Linked DNA regions of Homo sapiens: regions 1, 2 and 3 are each linked to region 4. Evidence: chromatin contacts called from ENCODE Hi-C or POLR2A ChIA-PET data. All regions are on one chromosome and are shown on one strand. Each heading gives the region's core, a stretch centred on a gene start or an enhancer-like site at or near the end of the contact. The rest is flanking DNA. Distances are from core to core; before and after follow the strand shown.

What was found. A loop is a pair of places that touch in the nucleus more often than their neighbours do. ChIA-PET counts read pairs that join two places held with the same protein, here RNA polymerase II (POLR2A). Pooled maps may share reads with other maps.
Region 1: a loop to region 4 is called in a map with no recorded cell type, with 6 times the contacts of the local background. The contact joins the promoter of NASP here to the enhancer-like site in region 4. A Hi-C loop is called at or near these places in 6 of 37 single-sample maps with no recorded cell type and 5 of 50 pooled maps.
Region 2: a map with no recorded cell type shows a loop between it and region 4 (4-fold over the local background). The contact joins the promoter of AKR1A1 here to the enhancer-like site in region 4. A Hi-C loop is called at or near these places in 1 of 37 single-sample maps with no recorded cell type and 2 of 50 pooled maps. POLR2A ChIA-PET finds 5 or more read pairs at or near these places in 3 of 52 experiments (activated B cell, activated CD4-positive, alpha-beta T cell and activated T-cell).
Region 3: a map with no recorded cell type shows a loop between it and region 4 (6-fold over the local background). The contact joins the promoter of GPBP1L1 here to the enhancer-like site in region 4. A Hi-C loop is called at or near these places in 9 of 37 single-sample maps with no recorded cell type and 4 of 50 pooled maps.

Annotation. Positions count from the first base shown.
Region 1 is chr1:45,582,665-45,587,345 of GRCh38, reverse strand. NASP (nuclear autoantigenic sperm protein) reads right to left here and starts at 3,305. Exons shown (of 15, transcript NM_002482.4): 1 at 3,141-3,305. The coding sequence starts at 3,199. RefSeq lists silencers at 2,610-2,909, 3,820-3,879 and enhancers at 3,410-3,719, 4,170-4,229, 4,640-4,681.
Region 2 is chr1:45,547,028-45,552,098 of GRCh38, reverse strand. It overlaps AKR1A1 (aldo-keto reductase family 1 member A1), which reads right to left and starts at 1,273. Exons shown (of 9, transcript NM_153326.3): 1 at 944-1,273. RefSeq lists enhancers at 801-1,020, 1,251-1,480, 1,531-1,590.
Region 3 is chr1:45,683,123-45,687,943 of GRCh38, reverse strand. GPBP1L1 (GC-rich promoter binding protein 1 like 1) reads left to right here and starts at 1,411. Exons shown (of 13, transcript NM_021639.5): 1 at 1,411-1,532; 2 at 2,324-2,368. RefSeq lists enhancers at 771-1,100, 1,121-1,240, 1,311-1,360, 1,421-1,570, 1,197-1,795.
Region 4 is chr1:46,324,436-46,329,331 of GRCh38, reverse strand. No RefSeq gene overlaps it. Among named protein-coding and RNA genes, the nearest start is that of NSUN4, 14 kb to the left of the region's middle. RefSeq lists an enhancer at 1-575. Within about 2 kb of position 3,616, at least 3 of the 41 ENCODE cell types and tissues checked have a DNase peak (open chromatin) inside an H3K27ac peak, as active enhancers do.

The DNA of each region.
Region 1 (4,681 bases), core at 2,056-4,555, 740 kb after region 4:
GTGTGGTGGTACACACCTGCAGTCCCAGCTACTTGGGAGGCTGAGGCAAGAGACTTGCTTGAATCCGGGAGGGCGGAGGTTGCAGTGAGCAGAGATTGTGCCACTGCACTCCAGCCTGGGTGACAAAACTCCCTCTCAAAAAAAAAACAACAAAAAAAAACCAACTAAGAACTAGTTAGAAAGCTAAGAATGACAGGATTAATTTAGCATGTAGATATACATCACCTTAAACAATACTGCTTTAATGGCACGAGGGGACAAAAGCCAACCTAAGACTTTTTGCAGACGACAAAACTGTGGTCCAATATCACTACTGAAGCAATGAAGCTGCTATCAAAGCCAATTCTAAGCCAGGCGAGGTGATGCATGCCTGTAGTCCCAGCTACCCAGAAGGCTGAGATGGAAGGATTGCTTGAGACTAGGAGTTGGGAATCCAGCCTGGGCAACATAGTAAGATCCTCATCTCCTAAATTTAAAAAACCTGAACTGAGGTTTATTTCTCATTCCATTTTTTTTCTTTCTACTGGTTTGGAAGTTATATTTATTCTTTCAATGGTCATCCTCGAATTATAATGTACATTCTTACCTAAAGTCTAAATTCAAGTCATTTTCTTTATCCTACCCTTAAACATGAGGACCTTATAAACTTTACCTCTAAGTGTCCCCACTAACTTACTTAACTGAGACACACTGCTTTCATGTTCTCTCACACTAATTAGATGGGGAAACGAAGAATGAAAATGAAAATGAAAATACTAGCCAGGCTTGGTGGCTCACGCCGGTAATCTCAGCACTTTGAGAGGCCCACGTGGGTGGATCCCTTGAGCCTAGGCGTTGGGAGACCAGCCTGGGCAACATGGCAAAAACTCGTCTTTACAAAATAAATACTAGAATCAGCTGGGCCTTGTGGTGTGCGCCTGCAGTCCCAGCTACTCGGGAGGCTGAGGCCGGACAATCACTTGAGGCCAGGAGGTAGGGGCTGCTGTGGGCCGAGATGGCATCACTGCACTCCAGCCTGGGTGACACACACACACACCACACACACACACACACACACACACCACACACACACACACACACACACACACACACACACACACACACACGGCACGGTAGGGGCTGCAGGGGGCCGAGATGGCATCACTGCACTCCAACCTGGGTGACAGAGACCCTGCCCCCCCACCCCCACACACCCAGCACATATAATTGCTCAGTTTTAGCTTTCAATTTATGCTGTGAGGAACTAAATGGTTTGCTTTCTTCTAGCCACATATACATAAACTTTCTCTATGTATAACCTGCCAGGAAACTAAATTCACTAATGACCTAACTCTGGCTAGACACAGGGGACCTGCAAGAGGTATTTGTTGCATACTTCTACCTCAAAAAACAAAAACAAAAACACCTGGCCCTGCGCCGTGCCTCACGCCTGTAACCTCAACACTTTGGGAGGCCAAGGCGGGAGGACTGCTTGAGTCCAAGAGTCTGAGACCAACCTGGGCAACATTAAGACCTTGTATCTACAAAAAATTGGCCAGGTGTAGTGGCACACCTGTAGTCCCAAGCTACTAGGGAAGATCAGTTGTGCCCAGGAGTTCGAGGTTGCAGTGAGCTATGATCACAACACTACACTCCAGTCTGGATGTGAGATCCAGACCCTGTCTGCAAAAACAAAACAAAAACACACAGCTGTCAGTGAAATACTGACTGCTAGAGCTGTCTAGGAAACATTATAAAAAGCAGCTCTTTTTATAATAGCTATAGCACGACTCCCAAGCCCAATCTATACTGCTTATATCGAATCAATGGGGAAAGAGGCAGGTAATGGGAGTTTGAAATTAAAATTGTATTTCCCATGAGTTCCCAAATGATTCTCAGGGTGACTTGAGAACCACTGCTCTACAAGAACGCAGAGAGAAAAGGTGGTAAGCAGAGATATACGTAAATCTCTAACTATAAACAAACAAAGACATAATCATGACAGAGTGTAAGCCTATAGAATATCAATTTAAAAAACTTCACAGCAACCATTCCTTTTACAGGGAAGGCAACTAACCTCTAAAGCGCACAAGATTAGAAAAAAAAATAGAACCAGATGCCTAAAAAAATATGGCAAGATTGGGAAATCAGACCTACTGTATGGGAAACAGCACTTGTTTCCTTGAACTCGTGTAGTGTTTCCCTCCACTGTTCAAAAAACAGATTACGCCTGAGTGGCACTGTGCCGCTTTCAAAACAATCCTATCTTGTTTCCCTCCAGTCCTTCTCCACTTCGTGCATACTACTGCCGATTCACCTAGCAACCAAACAGTGCTGGTGAGAGCTCCAGACAGCGCTTCCTGAAGACGCTTTACGTCCGGTAATGTTCCCCCCAAACAGACACCACCTCCAAAGTCTAAAGAACGACAATCCTCCCCACCACAGGCAGGGGCTCACGGAGTCGCGGGGAGCGATAACTATCTCCCAGCACAAGACGTGAGCGAGGTGTCGGGGGGAACTAGCCTCGCCGGCCCCACGGAGATAGTCCAAAGCTCCTGCTGGAGCCGCAGCGGCCCCAAACAATGGAGTTTTCCCGCCTCCTCAAGGCCCCGCCCCCTGCCCCAGGGCCGGCGAGGGAAGCGAACGCACGCGCGCAAAACCCCGCCCTCAGCAAGGCCCCGCCCACCCCGACCCCTCAGGTCCAGCCTCCTTCCTCGTGCAAGGTTTTTTTTCCCTTTTGGCGCCAAATCTTCGTTGGTTATATTCCCGGGTTATCCAGGGGTTCTACCAGAGGCACACGCTGGGGACAGAAGGGGCGTGAAGGCCAACCCGCGCGCCAGGGCCCCGCCTCCCGGCCAACCGCCCCGGGCTGGGGGAGGAAGGAGAGGGGCAGGCGAAGGATACAGCCGCCGCTGCCCCCGGCAAGATGGCGGCCGCGAAAAGCGGGGCAGGGGGCGCCAGCCGACCGCCGTTACCGCTGCTGCGCGAGGCTCTCAGCAAAAGAAGGACTGCTCCAGTGACCAGGCCTTCCCGAACAGCGACAGCTGCTCTTGGGAAGGCAAGTACTCCCGCCCACCGGTCTGCCCCTTCTCCGGAGCCCCCGTCCATTAGCCCTCCCCGCGGACTGGCCAGTGCCTTAAGCTTTCCACAGTCCCGCTTACTTGTCGGCAGAAACCAGCTCCGCGGCGACGGCGGCAGTGGCTGTGGACTCCATGGCCATCGTTCCCCTGAGGTGGCGAACCAGCGAACGGAATAGAGCCTGCGAGAAAAACAGGCAATTTGGGACGCCAGAGACTCACTCAGGGACAGAAAATGGCAGATTAGAGACCCCGCGCGGCCGGGGCCCTTTTATATACGAGGACCCTTCGCCCCGCCCATCCACTTCCGGATCCTCCCCCTCGGGTTTAAAGGGCCAGGACTCACCACCCATACCCTCCGTCCCCCGCCGGCCTACCACTATCTAGACACCTCCTGCCCTCTCCATATGGCTCCGCGGGATTGTTTCCCTCCCTAGCCCGACTTCTCCAATAAACAGCAACTTCCTGCTTCTCCAGCAAGTCGCATAAGAAGAACTGGAATCTTGACACTACAACTCCTGACAGGACGCCCCTGCGGCATCCAGAGACAGGGAAGCCAGTGCTGCTCTGCATGTTCAGGGCGAGTAGCTGAGAGTCTCCTTCCGGCCTGGATACTGAGGAAGGTGACTTAGACTTTCTCTCCGTCCTCTGAGTCGTAACGGACGGACACGCAAGGGCCGAGGACGGGTACAAGCAGCAGCGACTAGAACTGATCTGGGTGAGATCTAGGCCTCAGCAACAACTGACGCAAAAAGATTTTGTTCTAGGATTGGCTACAGCTGAAACTACCGCGCTTGATTCAAAGCTCGGGGCTTGCAGCGGGAGGCAGCTGGCTCCTCCCTCTGAACCCGCCCCCTTTGGCTGGCCCAATCCGCTGATCCCATCCTCTTAGGCCCTGCCCAGACTCCAAATCTACCAGAATTAATGCTCCCAGCGCTGTTTGTCCACTCCTGCCTATGATTTGCTGTGTGACTACTACTCGTGGGGGTACCGTGATTAGACGCTTTAAAGCTATTAGCTATCTTGTTTAATATTAACAATGCTACTAGTGAGATCAGTGTTAGTCTGTTTCTTAGAAAAATAAACCAAGGGGCCGGACGCGGTGGCTCACGCCTGTAATCCCAGCACTTTGGGAGGCCTAGGCTGGTGGATCACGAGGTCAGGAGTTCAAGACCAGCCTGGCCAAGATGGTGAGACCCCCCCGTCTCTACTAAAAAATACAAAAATTAGCCGGGCGTGGTGGCGGGCGCCTGTAATCCCAGCTACTCGGGAGGCTGAGGTAGGAGAATACTAGAACCCGGAAGGCAGAGGTTGCAGTGAGCCGAGAGCTCGCCACTGCACTCCAGCCTGGGCAACAGAGCGAAACTCCGTCTCAAAAATAAATAAATAAATAGGCCAAGGTTCCAACCTGGCCAACATGGTGAAACCCCGTCTCTACTAAAAATACGAAAATTAGCCAGGTGTGGTGGCAGGCTCCTGTAATCCCAGCTACTCGGGAGGCTAAGGCAGGAGAATCACTTGAACCCGGGAGGCAAAGGTTGCAGTGAGCCGAGATCTCGCCACTGCACTGCAGCCTGGGCAACAGAGCGAGACTCCGTCTCAAAAAAAAAAAAAAGGGGAAGCTG
Region 2 (5,071 bases), core at 24-2,523, 770 kb after region 4:
TCCCCCACAAACCTGGCTACTCCTTGAGGTCTGAGCCTGTCATCTGCCTGAACCCCTCACTCCTAGAGTACCTGTCCCATACATACATACATACATACATACATACATACATACATACAATGTACACAATACACACACCACACACACACAGCTTATGGGGGAGAGATCTTGACAGGTTGAGTTTGGCCAGCTGGAAGGACATTTGAGGAAGTCGCTGCCTCTGTCACCTTCTTCCTTTACCTGTTGGAAAACCTGAAAAGAATCCTCTTGGAGAATATCAAAGCACTTTACTATACTCGGCAAAAAATCCCAGTGGACCAGATAGAATCATACTGAGATTGCTCCTGTATTAAAGATAAGGAAACAGATCTTGGAAAAGTAACAGGCCTGCAGCCCTGAGTATGAACGATCTGAAGGGGAAGAGTTAATTAACAGTAGCCTCATCCAGTGAAGGTTCAGATCTGTGTCTTACTTTAACAGAGTTCTGGGGCAACAGAATAACATGTCAGACTTTCTCAGACCCAAAGCAGGTGTCTAAGTAAGAGAATTATCCCCACTTCTCCCCACTTCTGAGAACTATCCCTGCACCTGCATAAGAAAGCCGGAGCAGCTGGAAAAAGCACATAGGTGAGCAAACAAAAAGATGGCAATTAAAACTTGCAGATCACCTAGTATGCGCTGTGCGCCTTCAAAGCTTTATCTCAATTCTTGCTACAGTTCTAATGTAGGACCTCATTTTATTGCTGAGGAAACAGGTTCAGAGAAACTGGGAAGTTAGCAAGAGATCATACAGAGAAAAAGAAGAGCTCAAATCCGAAACCAAGTCTCGTCCCCTCCAGTGCTCTGCGCTCTCCACTCAACCCCAGGGGCTTACATTTCAGTAGTAAAGAATCGAGGCCATCTCCTCCGGGAGAAAGATAGGCCAGCAGCAAGAGAAACTCACCTTGGCACAAGCACAGAGCGTGAATAGGGTACTGTGGCCTGGGCTCAGTTCTGCACCCCGCCAGAGATCCAACGATCCTCAGCTTAAGTCTGGCGGTGAGGGGGAAGTTCCACCCGGAGGGAGGGGCAGGGGCCGGGCATAAAGGATCACGCGCAGGGTGGACCGCCTTCGCCGCCTCCCGAGGAAGGACCTGAAGGGGATGGAAAACAGAGCTGGGAGGTAGTACCGTCTCCACCTCTGGATCCTCGAGGTCGAACTGGCCGGAACTTGGTCACTCACTCCGCAGCGCGGGTTTGGAGAACTCCTGGGCACAATGAGGCAGGTGGCGCTGGCCACGTGGGCGGTGCAAGGGGCGGGGCCAGCCTCGCCTTTTGCTGGCCCACATTGCACCGCGCGCCTAGGCGCCGCCGCAGGCGCTTTTCCGGGGGAAGTAAGGTAGCAGATGCCACGTTGCAGGTTCTTCTGGTGTCGGCCCTCCGGATTCACAATGCCATCCGTGGCTCCATACTCTCCCTAAAGTCAGGTTGGCTGGATTCCCAAAGTTCACCTAAGTTGGCCCCGTTACATTTAGTTCAAGCAAACTGAGGCCCAGAGAGCAGCTGCAACACCAAGATTGGCCAGAATACAGAAGACCTCGCGTCTGCAGATCCAGGCGCTGGAAAGTGCCTGGTCCCCCTGTCTGGACCATAGACCCCGCCCAGCACGTTATGTGCCAGGCACTGTGCTTAACACTTAATAAACATGGTTTTATTGAATCTTCATAATAATCCTGGAAAAGGAATATTCCTTTTTTTTTTTTTTTTTTGAGACGGAATCTCGCTCTCGCCCAGGCTGGAGTGCAGTGGCGCGATCTTGGCTCACTGCAACCTCCGCCTCCCTGGTTCAAGCAATTCTCTGCCTCAGCCTCCCGAGTAGCTGGGATTACAGGCGCCCGATACCACGCCTGGCTAATTTTTTTGTATTTTTTAGTAGAGACGGGGTTTCGCCATCTTGGCCAGGCTGGTCTTGAACTCCTGACCTCGTGATCCACCCGCCCTGGACTCCCAAAGTGCTGGGATTACAGGAGTGAGCCACTGCGCCTGGCCGAAAAGGAATATTCTTTTATTTCGTACAAGCCTTTTTAAAAATCGTAGTATAGCATATATACAGAAAATACACCAGTCTTTTTTTTTTTCTTTTTCTTTTTTTCCTATTCTACATCCAGGAAGAAAGAAAATGTATAAATCTTAAATGTATACAGTTCTTTTTTTTAAATTATTTTTTGCAATGTAACTGCCATCCAGAGGAAGATATTACCAGCACACCATAAGCCTGTGAGGAAAGTATTCATAATCCATTTTACAGATTGGACAGACTCAGCAAGGTTAAGGCTATTTATAATTTTCCCAAAGTCACACAGGTATTAATTAAATGACACATCTGCGATTTGAAATAGTCTGTGCTGTTTGAGTGGAGAGGTGTCTTGCATGTATGTGTTTTCCTTGGCAGGGATGGGCAAGACACAGGGTTATCTCGGTTTGGCTCTGCTTTTCCCCACACCTTTACTCCCTGAGAGCAACTCTTCCCATTTCCCCACCCCCGTTATCCCCCACTGTCTCCCCAACATAAGTGATGTCCTGGTGGACCAAATGTCTAATGTATCAGGCCATCCTCATAAAAACAATCAGACTTGGCCGGGTGCGGTGGCTCACGCCTGTAATTCCAGCACTCTGGGAGGCCGAGGCAGGCGGATCACCTGAGGTCAGGAGTTAGAGACCAGCCTGACCAACATGGAGAATCCCCGTCTCTATTAAAAATACAAAATTAGCCGGGCGTGGTGGCACATGCCTGTAATCCCAGCTACTCGGGAGGCTGAGGCAGGAGAATTGCTTGAACCTGGGAGGCGGAGGTTGTGGTGAGCTGAGATTGCGCCATTGCGCTCCAGCCTGGGCAACAAGAGTGAAACTCCATCTCAAAAAAAAAAAAAAAAAAAATTCAGCTAGGCGTCGTGGCGCGCACCTGTAGTCCCAGATACTCAGGACGCTGAGGCAGGAGAATCGCTTGAACCCGGGAGGCGGAGGTTTCAGTGAGCCGAGATCGAGCCACTGCACTCTAGCCTCTTGACAAAGCGAGACTGCCCCTCAAAAAAAAAAAAAAAAAAAAAAAAAAAAAAAAATTAGCTGGATGTATTGATGCGAGCCTGTAATCCCAGCTACTTGGGAGCCTGAGGCAACAGAATCACTTGAACCAGGGAGGCGGAGGTTGCAGTGAGCTGAGATCGCGCCACTGCACTCCAGCCTGTATTCAAAAAAAAATAAAATAGGCCAGGCATGGTGGCTCACGCCTGTAATCCCAGCACTTTGGGAGGCCGAGGTAGGCAGATCACCTGAGGTGAGGAGTTCGAGACCAGCCTGACCAACATGGAGAACCCCCATCTCTACTAAAAATACAAAATTAGCCAGGTGAGGTGGCACATCCCTGTAATCCCAGCTACTCAGGAGGCTGAGGCAGAAGAATCACTTGAACCCAGGAGGCAGAGGTTGCGTTTGGCAAGATTGTGCCATTGCACTCTAGCCTGGGCAGCAAGAGCAAAACTCTGTCTCAAAAAAAAAGGGGCCGGGCGCAGTAGCTCACGCCTGTAATCCCAGCACAAGGCGGGCAGATCACGAGGTCAAGAGTTCGAGACCAGCCTGGCCAATATGGTGAAACCCCGTCTTTACTAAAAATACAAAAATTAGCTGGGCATGGTGGCACGCGCCTGCAGTCCCAGCTACTCAGGAGGTTGAGGGAGGAGAATCGCCTGAACCCAGGAGGCAGAGGTTGCAGTGAGCCGCACCACTACACTCCAGCCTGGGTGACAGAGCAAGTCTCCGTCTCAAAAAAAAAAAAATACGTAAAAGAAGAACCTACAGGCCAGGCACAGTAGCTCATGGCTGTAATCCCGGCACTGTGGAAGACTAAGAAGGGAGGATCACTTGAGCCTAGTAGTTCAAGACCAGCCTGGGCAATATAGTGAAACCTCATCTCTACAAAAAATATAAAAATTAGCTGGGCACGGTGGTGCACACCTATAGTCCCAGGTGTTTAGGAGACTGAAGTGGGAGGATTGCTGGAGCCCAGGTCTTCGAGGCTGTAGTGTGTCATGATTGTGCCATTCTACTCCAGCCTAGACAACAGAGCAAAACCTTGTCTCTTTTTTTTTTTCCCCTCAAATTCTTTTTACCAAGGACCCTGTCTAAAAACAAACAGGCCAGGTGTGGTGGCTCACACCCGTAATCCCAGGACTTTGGGAGACCGAGGCGGGCCAATCACCTGAGGTCAGGAGTTCGAGGCCAGCCTGGCCAACATGGTGAAATCCCATCAATACTAAAAATACAAAAATTAGCTGGGCATGGTGGCAGGTGCCTGTAATCCCAGCTACTTGAGAGGCTGAGGCAGGAGAATTGCTTGAACCTGGGAGGCAGAGGTTGCAGTGAGCCGAGATGGTGCCACTGCACTCCAGTCTGGGCGACAGAGCAAGACTCCATCTCAAAAATAAATAATAATTTTTAAAAAACAAAAAAACAGAAGTGAGCAAATAAGAATATAAGAACAACCACTTTATTGAGCATCCACTACTTACCATAGTCTTTATATTCATGTTGTCTGATATCCACAGCAGAAACTTTTGGATTTGGTGGACATGAAGATCATTGGTGACCAATGTGGAGAGCTCCTTCAGTGGAATGGTTAATCCTGAGCCAGATGACCTGAATTCAGGAATGAACAGGAGATGAAGACATGGAGAATCAGAGGAAGGACTTCTCAAGGATACAGTAAAGGCCAGGGACAGTGGCTCATGCCTGTAATCCCAGCACTTTGGGAGGCCAAGGCAGGCAGATCACTTGAACCCAGGGGTTCTCAAGATCAGCCTGGGCAACATGGTGAAATCCCATCTCTACAAAAAATACAAAAATTAGCTGGGTATGGTAGCATGCACCTGTGTTCTCAGCTACTTGGGAAGCTGAGGTGGGAGGATCACCTGAGCCTGGGAGGCCAAGGCTGCAGTGAGCTGTGATCGCACCCACCACTACAAAGCCTAGGCAACTGAGTGAGACCCTGTCTCAAAAAAAAAAAAAAAAGTAAGAGGAAGAAAAGTTATGGGTTAAT
Region 3 (4,821 bases), core at 162-2,661, 640 kb after region 4:
GGTGGTGAAGGAAGGTAAGAGACGGGATTTTAGGCCCAGTGTGACCTGAATTGCTTGCCATCTGTGGGACTTATGTTTTACTTTGCAAAACAGGGTTTATAAGGCCTATGGGGACACATCTCACTGCATTAGGGCCCTTTACTATCATTTAGAGGGGGAAAAAAGCCCAGTTCTTACATCCATTTTCTTTGCTGGGACCTATAAACTTCATTAAGGGTTAAAGAGCACAAGAGCAGGATTTTCACTTCCATGAAAGGTGTGGTGATAAGGGCCCTAGGCTTGGGGGTGGTTCGGAAAGTCAGATCATTTCTCCTACTGCCCTCGGCTTTATTTCTCGGCTATGTGACCTTGGGCAAGTCCCTTCTCTTATCTAGACTTGTTTCACAGGAAATGGCACCAGGCAATTTTAGTGCCCTTCCGTGTCTATGGATAAAACTGAAGACATGTAGTAGGAGATCTCAGGGGCCCACGCCGGCCAGTCCCTCCAATCCTCCGGATTCTAGGTAGTCTAGCTTCCTGGTTGCCAGCCATTACACGGTTTAGCTTTCCGTGCCGGATGGAGCCACAGCGAAGTCTTCCTTAATAGTAAGCGCTTTTAGTCGAGCTAGGCCTTCAGTTTTATTGCCTTCTCTGTCATGGCAGCGCCGCCCCTTCCAGTAGTGCGATACCCAATGAGACTTCAGGTAGGAGAAACGGCACTGTCGCAAGCGCAGGCTCTCGCCGGAATCCCGCCCTTCGCTTGGGCGGGGGAGTGACGCCTGCGCTCCAGGGGAACTACTACTCCCAGCGGGTAGCGCGGCCGACGCAGCCGCGCAGCCTCCGGGGCCAGGCCGTGTGGCCCGCTGGGGACTGGAGTCTCAACGACGCGCACACGAGAAGTAAGGAGCGGAAGGTGGGAAAGGGCCGGAAAACACACGTTCCTCCGAAACCGGTTTGCAAGTCCTTGTAGAGGTAGTTTCGGGACGCGCACTGGCCAAGGGGCGGGCTGTGGGAGGGTGAAGAAAAAAGGGATACACACATGCATACCCACCCACTCATTCATACGCGCCCAGGCCCTGGAAGTGGGCAAGGGGGTTAGAAGGGGCGTACTAAACTAGGCTTGTCCGTGCCTCAGGCGGCACGAGGAAAGGCAGAGGATTCAATTCTGTAGGGGGCAGAGGTGACCATGCGCCGCCTCAAGCGGCGAAGAAGGGAGCCGGGGGCGGGGCAGGGCATAACCGCCGTTCTGGAGGCCGAACGTTGGCAGCGTAGGGAACTGGCGTCCGGGAGGGTCGCCGGAGCAGTCCCTTGCGCATGCGCTTCTTCAGGTGGGCGTGTGTAAGGCGGGGTCGGACGGGGGATGGGAGGGCCGTGCTGCTGGTCGCTCCTCCTCCTCCACCCGCTCTGCCCCTCCTGGACCTTGTGGGCCGGGCAGCCATTTTGGGAAGAGCTTTGTTATGGTTGTGGACTAGCCGCCTCTGCCGGGTCGACAAGCTGGGGACGCGTCCTCAGACGCAGCGTCTAGTCCCTGGCCATAGCTCCGCCGCTGCCCGGTGAGTGGGAGTTTGGGAAACGGGGCAGTAGGAGATCCTGGAGTCGTTCTGGCGCGGGGCTCCGCCCGGTGCCTAACCAACGGGCTGTTAAAACTAGTTGAAAGAAGCTCTCACACAGGTGGTTGGGTATAGGTCCGACCCGAGAGGGGCGAGCGGAGCCCACGGGTCAAGTGGTTCGGATGCGGCACCCCCGCCTCCCCCGTGCATGGAGCTTTGCACGCGAGCGTCGCCGGGGCTCCGCGAAAGCGCTCCTACTTTAACTTCGGTCGTCGGGTCGGAACGCTCACCTGCGGCTCTTTGGCTCCTCTCCAGGCGATCCGGCTTGGTGCTCGTTGAGTGACTTGGCTTACGGGTTTTTTTCTTTCCTTCTTGAAATGAGAGCTAAGGGCTTTTGTTTTCCTTCAAAGGAAAACCTAAGGAGGAAAAAGTGTAAGTCAAATGTTGGATATCTGAGGGGAAAAAAGTTTTAACCCCCAGCTTTCCGGTTCTCTGTGGTAGCGAGGTGTTTTCGCTTAGATTGAGTCTATCCGATATCTACCAACCTCCTTTCCTTGGAGGGGCAGGGAAAGCTGGTCGATCCTGAAATGTTTTAAGTGTTATTTTTTTTCTGTTGTTTTAAATCTAGTTCTCCCCAACCCGTGAAATTCGAAAGACAGTCTGAATCCAAAATGGCTGTAGCTTGGGGAAGTGCCCTGCCCTTCGATTACTTAAATACATTAACGTTTAAAGATTTTAGTCCTTTCCCCTGTGGGGACATTAACTGAATCTTTTGATATTTTGGTTTTTTGCAGTTGGTGTCTCACCTTTAACTCTCCTTATGCTGGGTGAAAACAAAGGTGAGGCTCACAAAGTTGACTATTCCAAAAGTTTACATAAGAATGGGTGCGGTGCGGTGGTGTGTGTGTTTAATAGTTGCTTATAGTTTTGAAATTGTGCTGTGGTGTCAATTTTATCTGCCAACTTCGTGCTCTGAAGTTGGCTTGTCATATTTGTTGAAATATTTTTAACATTGACATTTATTGCTTACCAGAAAAATACAGTTAATAATAGTGGTTCATGTTTTAGTTTAGTAGTAAGTCGTGTTCTTGTGTAAATCTTATCCAAAAGTAAAGTGATTGGTAGTCACTCCTCATTAGACTTATATTTGTAATTTAGTAGACTGCTGATCTTTTCTAAGGTCTTTTTTATCCAATATTTGAAAGGAAATTAGGGTGCTATTAAGTTTGAGATATTTACTAGAATAGTGTAAGACATTTTAACAAGTGAAAACATACTTTAGGTATGGAGTACCTGATTGTCGTGCCCTTTTGAACAAGAGACTGTCTTTTGTTTGCTTTTTTTTTTTAATCGATAGATCCAGAAGTTTAAACAAAAAGTCATAGATTGGAAACCAAAACCAATAAATTTCAATATTTGGAAAGGTGCTGAAGCCTGTATCTATTTAAAAGATAAAAGAGTGAAATGCTAATTGTGAATGAGAACTTTGAAATTAATAGTAAAATAAACTCATCTTTCCTAGGGAGTCAGTTTTCAATGTACCTTTTGACGTTTTTTCAAATACAAAAGTTGGTTTTTGTTAATACCCCTAGGATTTTTTGTTGTTGTTGTTAAATTATTTTGGTGGTTTTACAGGAAAAATATTTAAAGTTTTTAATAGAAATTACAAGCTAGTTGCTTTGTGTTTTGTCACTGTTAACTACTAAACTGGAGTGAGATATTGATTTTTTGGGGGGGTACTCAGTGGTTTGTACATGTTAATATAAACATTCAGTTGATTCTGGATGGTGTCTTTATCAGAGCTCTTGATTTGTGGTGTGGGGGGAACTCTTGGGGAAACCTTTATTTTGAGCGAATTCAATTTACTAGATTGCTCATCAGTGGCTGTTAAAATGCTTAGCTGAGGAGGACACATTCAACCATTTAAATTTAGAATGATAAGAAATCTGGTGCACATTTCTGCTTGTAATTCATTTTTAATTTTGAGTTAAAGATAAGACACAATCGTGAATCATACTTCAGAAGATTGCATATCTTTATTTTATGGCTATAACTCTGATGTGCCAGGGACTGACTGCTGTTTAAAGTGCTTTGTATTTGTTACTTACTTTTTTTTCCTTCTTTTCTTTTCTTTTTCTTTTTTTTTTTTTTTTTTTGAGACGGAGTTTCGCTCTTGTTGCCCAGGCTGGAGTGCGGTGGCTTGATTTCTGTTCACTGCAACCTCCGCCTCCTGGGTTCAAGCGATTCACCTGTCTCAGCCTCCCGAGTAGCTGGTATTACAGGGGCTCACCACTACGCCTGGCTAATTTTTTGTATTTTTAGTAGAGATGGGTTTCACCATGTTGGCCAGGCTGGTCTTGAACTCCTGACCTCAGGTGATCCGCCTGCCTTGGCCTCCCAAAGTGCTGGGATTATAGTCATGAGCCACCGCCCCCGCCCGGCTTGTTGTTTACTTTTATAAGTATACTGGTTTATTTGTTTTGTTTTGTTTTTGATACGGGGTCTCACTCTGTCACCCAGATTGGAGTGCGGTGGCATGATTTCAGCTCACTGCAGCCTCCACCTCTCAGGCTTAAGCAGTCCTCCCACCTCAACCTCCCTAGTAGCTGGGACGACAGGTGCGTGCCACCGCACCCAGCTAATTTTTTTTTTTTTTTTTTTTTGTATTTTATTAGAGAGGAGGGGGAGGGTTCATCCTATTGCCAAGCTGGTCTCGAACTCAGGGACTCAAGCAATGGTCTCGAACTCAGGGACTCAAGCAATCTGCTCACTTTGGCCTCCCAAAGTGTTGGGATTACAGGCGTGAGCCACAGCGCCAGGTCTAAGTAGATACTGTTTTATACCCTATTTTGTAGTTGAGGAAAAGGAGTCCAGAGATTCATCCAGCTGGTAGGTAACAGTCTATATTCAGGCCGGGCGCGGTGGCTCACGCCTGTAATCCCAGCACTTTGGGAGGCCGAGGCGGGCGGATCACGAGGTCAGGAGATGGAGACCATCTTGGCTAACACTGTGAAACCCCGTCTCTACTAAAAATACAAAAAATTAGCTGGGCGTGGTGGTAGGCGCCTGTAGTGCCAGCTACTCGGGAGGCTGAGGCTGGAGAATGGCATGAATCCGGAAGGCAGAGCTTCCAGTGAGCCGAGATCTGCGCTCCAACCTGGGGACAGAGCGAGACTCCCTCTCAAAAAAAAAAAAAAAAAAAAAAAAAAAAGGCCTATATTCAAATTTAGGCAATCTAAGTTGTTGTGTTTAACTTGACTGTTATGGTCACTGCCTTTAAACATGAAAGTAA
Region 4 (4,896 bases), core at 2,367-4,866:
TTTTCCAGGATTCTACAGCCTGGAGTGATAAGTCATGCCAAGCTCTCTCTGCTATATCCTGAAGTCCCTGCGGGTCAGCCCCGGAGGGCCATCCAACTTATGTCTCCCAACACTAAGTTCACTTCTTGTCTCTCATGGCAGGGAGGAGATTTAGCATTCCTTGGAGACCTGAAGGGATGCAGTGAGCTTAAGAATTTTCAAGAGCTTATCAATCAGTCAGCCTCTGTTCATCCCCGAGTGGATGTATGGTGGTATTGTGGTGGACCTTTACTGGGCACTCTGCTGAATAACTAGAGTGGCACTTGTGCTTTAGTCCATTTGGCTATCCCTTTTACCCTGGCATTTCATCAACCAGAGGAAAAAAAAAAAATAAGACATCATAAAGCGAGAGAAGCTCCTTATAGGTCTTTCAACTCTCACATCTATTTAGATGCAACTGGAGCCCCGCAAGGAATACCAGATCAATTTAAAGCTTGAAATCAAATAGTTACAGGATTTAAGTCAATATTTTGATAGATGACAGTCAATAAAAATGTAGATTAGAAAAACTACATCTATTACAATGAGCTTTACATGAGTTAAAAAAAAACTCCTTTTGGGCCCAGCCCTGAGGCTATCTGACCTGACAAAACTCTTTACACTCTATGTGTCAGAAAGAGAAAAAATGGCAGTTAGAGTTTTAACCCAGACTGTAGGGCCCTGGCCAAGGCCAGTGGCCTATCTCTCAAAGCAACTAGACGGGGTTTCCAAAGGCTGGCCCCACGTCCAAGGGCCCTGGCAGCAACGGCCCTGTTAGCACAAGAAGCAAATAAGCTAACTCTTAGGCAAAACCTAAAGTCCCCCCATGCTGTGGTGATTTTAATAAATACCAAAGGACACCATTAACTAATGAATGCTGGACTAACTAGATACCAAAGCTTGCTCTGTGAAAATCCCTGCATAACCATTGAAGTTTGCAACACCCTAAACCCCGCCATCTTGCTGGGCATCTTGTATCAGAGAGCCCAGTTAAACATAACTGTGTAGAAGTATTGGACTCAGTTTATTCTAGTGGGCCCAAACTCCGAGACCATCCTTAAACAGCAGTAGACTGGGAGCTGTACGCGGATGGGAGCAGCTTCGCCAACCCCTGCAAAGTGACTCTGAAGAAGACGACAAGCCCTGCTCCAGTCATACCCGGAAGCTGACTGGTCCACACACAGCTGAAGCATGAGGAAACTCATAGCAGGGGACTCATTTTCCTTAAAATTTGGACTTGTATTGTAAGGACTTCAACTGACCTTCCTAAGACTGAGGGCTGTTCCCAGTATATACATCAAGTCACTGAGGGACAAAAGATTGCTAAAGTCTTATTATTTTATGGTTATTATAAGTGTACCAGGACTCTAAAAGTTGTTTGTATAATGCAATTCTATCCAAGGTATGTAGCCCAGGAAATAACCAACCTGATGCGTGTTATGACCCATTTTAAGCCTCCCATGATCAGTTTTTAAAATAAAATTAATGACTGGTCCTTTTCTAGGCGACACAAGTAAAGTAATAGCTAGGACAGAAGAAAGAGGGGTCTCCAAGCATATAACCCTAAAATTTAATGCTTGTGCCACTATCAATAGTAATTGGCATAAAATAAGATGCAGTTCTTTAAGTTGAAAAAAAAAAAGTTTACACGGCAGGAAATAAGTATATCTGCCATGAATTAAGCTCATGTGCAAATGTGTGTAATTACTGGTCTTGTGTCATCTAGACTACTTAGAAAAAGGATGAAAAAGATCCTGTTTAGCTCCAAAAAGGAGAATGCAGCCCCTCCTATACGAGTGGACATTGGAACCCCTTGAAATTAATAATTACAAATCCCTTAAACCCAAGGTAGAAAAAAGGAGAACACGTATCTCTGGGCATCAATAGGAAAAGACTAGGTCCTACAGCAAATATCTTAGTAAAAGAGGAGTTTTGTAAACTCTCTCTGGAACCAGTATTTCAGACTTTCTATGATGAACTAAATTTGCCAGTACCAAGAGACTCCAGGAAAAACCAGAAATTTGTTTTTGCAATTAGCCGAGCGTGTAGCCCAGTCTCTAAATGTCACTTCATGTTATGTTTGTGAAAAAACTGTAATAAGAGCTCAATGGCCATAAAAAGCCCAAGAATTAGTGCCTACAGACGCAGTTCCTGATGAATTCCTGGCCCACAAGAATCACCCTGATCATCTCTAGGTTCTAAAAGTCTCAATTATTGGACAATATTACATAGCTAGAAAAAAGAAAGAATTCACTCATTCTATAGGATGTCTTAGTTGTTTGGGCCAAGAACTGTATAATGGTACCGCAAAAAAACAGTTACATGGTGAAGTTCCAATTATATAGAAAGAGATCCATTCAGTAAATTTCCAAGGTTGCAGACTGTCTGGGCCCACCTGGAATTCCACCGGGACTGGACTGCCCCCACCAAGTTATACTGAATACGTAGACATAGAGCTTAAGCTAAGCTGCCTGACCAGTGGACAGGTAGTTGTGTTATTGGCACTATTAAACCATCTTTCTTTCTACTGACCATAAAAACAGGCAAACTCCTGGGCTTCCCTGTCTATGCTTCCCGCGGAAAATGAAGCATAGCCATAGGAAATTGGAAAGATGATAAATGACCTTCAAAAAAAAATTATATAATACTATAGGCCTGCCACTTAGACACAAGACGGCTCATGGGGATACTGGACCCCCACTTACATGCTCAACTGAATCATACAGCTGCAAGCTGTTTTAGAAATCATCACTAGTAAAACCAGTCAAGCCTTGACTATTCTGGCCCAGCAAGAAACTCAGATAAGAAATGCTATCTATCAAAATAGATTGGCTCTCAACTACTTGCTAGCAGCTGAAAGAGAGGTCTATAAGAAATTTAACCTTACTAATTACTGTCTACACATAGATAATCAAAGGCAAGTAGTTAAAGACATAGTTAAAAATATGACAAAACTGACACATGTGCCCATGCAAGTGTAGCATGAATTCGATCCTGAAGCCATGTTTAAAAATTAGTTCCCAGCACTAGAAGGATTTAAAACTCTTATAATAGAATTTATAATAGTAATAAGAACCTGTTTACTGCTTCCTTGTTTGCTACCTGTACTTCTTCAAATGATAAAAAGCTTCATCACTATCTTAGTTCACCAAAATGCTTTAGCACAAGTGTACTATATAAATCACTATCAATCTATTGCACAAAAAGACATAAGTAGCAAAAATAAAAGTCAGAACTCCCACTAATAGAAAGTGAGAGTCTCAAAGGGGGGAAATGAGGGGAGAGAGAGACCTTCTCATATTGTTTTATATTGTTTTATACTCAGTACCTATTTTAAGAAAAAAAAAAAAAAAAAACAAGGAAGTAAAACCAAAGACAGGCAGCCCAGCGCCAGGCCCGAAACCAAGCCTGGGCCTGCCTGGCCTAAACCCAGTAGTTAAAAATCAACTCATAACTTAAAAACCGATGTTATTCATAGATTCCAGACATTGTGCAGAAGAACATTGTGAAACTCCCTGCCCTGTTCTGTTTCTCTCTGACCACCGGTGCATGCAGCCCCTGTCACGTACCCCTTGCTTGCTCCAAATCAATCACGACCCTTTCATGTGAAATCCTTAGAGTTGTGAGCCCTTAAAAGGGACAGGAATTGCTCTCTTGGGGAGTTCGGATTTTAAGGCAGTAGCTTGCCGATGCTCCCAGCTGAATAAAGCCCTTCCTTCTACAACTCGGTGTCTGAGAGGTTTTGTCTGCGGCTCATCCTGCTACAAGTTCACAAGTGTAGGTCATGATGTCCTCCTTTTACTCCTACAGGGACTCATAAGAAACAGGTTTAATATTGGACAGGTGTACCCAGCTAGTGATTTCCTAAAGGTTAATAGTAGTTGGGGGTACTTAACAATACCTATTAAAGGCTCTTTTATTTTGGTTGTAATTGATTCTCGGGGTAGGGGGACAGAGTGAGACTCTGTCTCAAAAAAAAAAAATTACAAGAAATTTTGCTTTTCAATACTATAACCTGTTTCTTTTAAGAACTTATCACCCGGGCACGGTGGCTCACGCCTGTAATCCCAGCACTTTGGAAGACCAAGAAGGGCAGATCACGAGGTCAGGAGATCGAGACCATCCTGGCTAACACGGTGAAACCCTGTATCTACTAAAAAAATACAAAAAAATTAGTCAGCGTGGTGGTGGGCGCCTGTAGTCCCAACACTTTGGGATGCCAAGGCAGGTGAATCACCTGAGGTCGGGAGTTCAAGACCAGCCTGACCAACATGGAGAAACCCCGTCTTTACTAAAAAGTACAAAATCGGTCGGGTGTGGTGGCGCATGCCTGTAATCCCAGCTACTCGGGAGGCTGAGGCAGGAGAATCACTTGAACCCGGGAGGCGGAGGTTTTGGTGAGCCGAGATCGTGCCATTGCACTACAGCCTGGGCAACAAGAGGAAAACTCCATCTCAAAAATAAAATAAAATAGGCCAGGTGCGGTGGCTCACTCCTGTAATCTGAGCACTTTGGGAAGCTGAGGTGGGTGGATCACGAGGTCAAGAGATTGAGACCTCCCTGGCTAACATGGTGAAACCCCATCTCTACTAAAAATACAAAAAATTAGCCGGGCGCAGTGGCGGGCGCCTGTAGTCCCAGCTACTCGGGAGGCTGAGGAAGGAGAATGGCGTGAACCCAGGAGACGGAGCTTGCAGTGAGCCGAGGTCGTGCCACTGCACTCCAGCCTGGGTGACAGAGCGAGACTCCATCTCAAAAAATAAAACTAAATAAATAAATAAAATAAAATAAATAACCAGTCATTTCACTCTAGGACAAGAATTTACCACATAAGATTTTACCTCATGTAAAATTACTCGTGTGTGTGTGTGTGTGTGT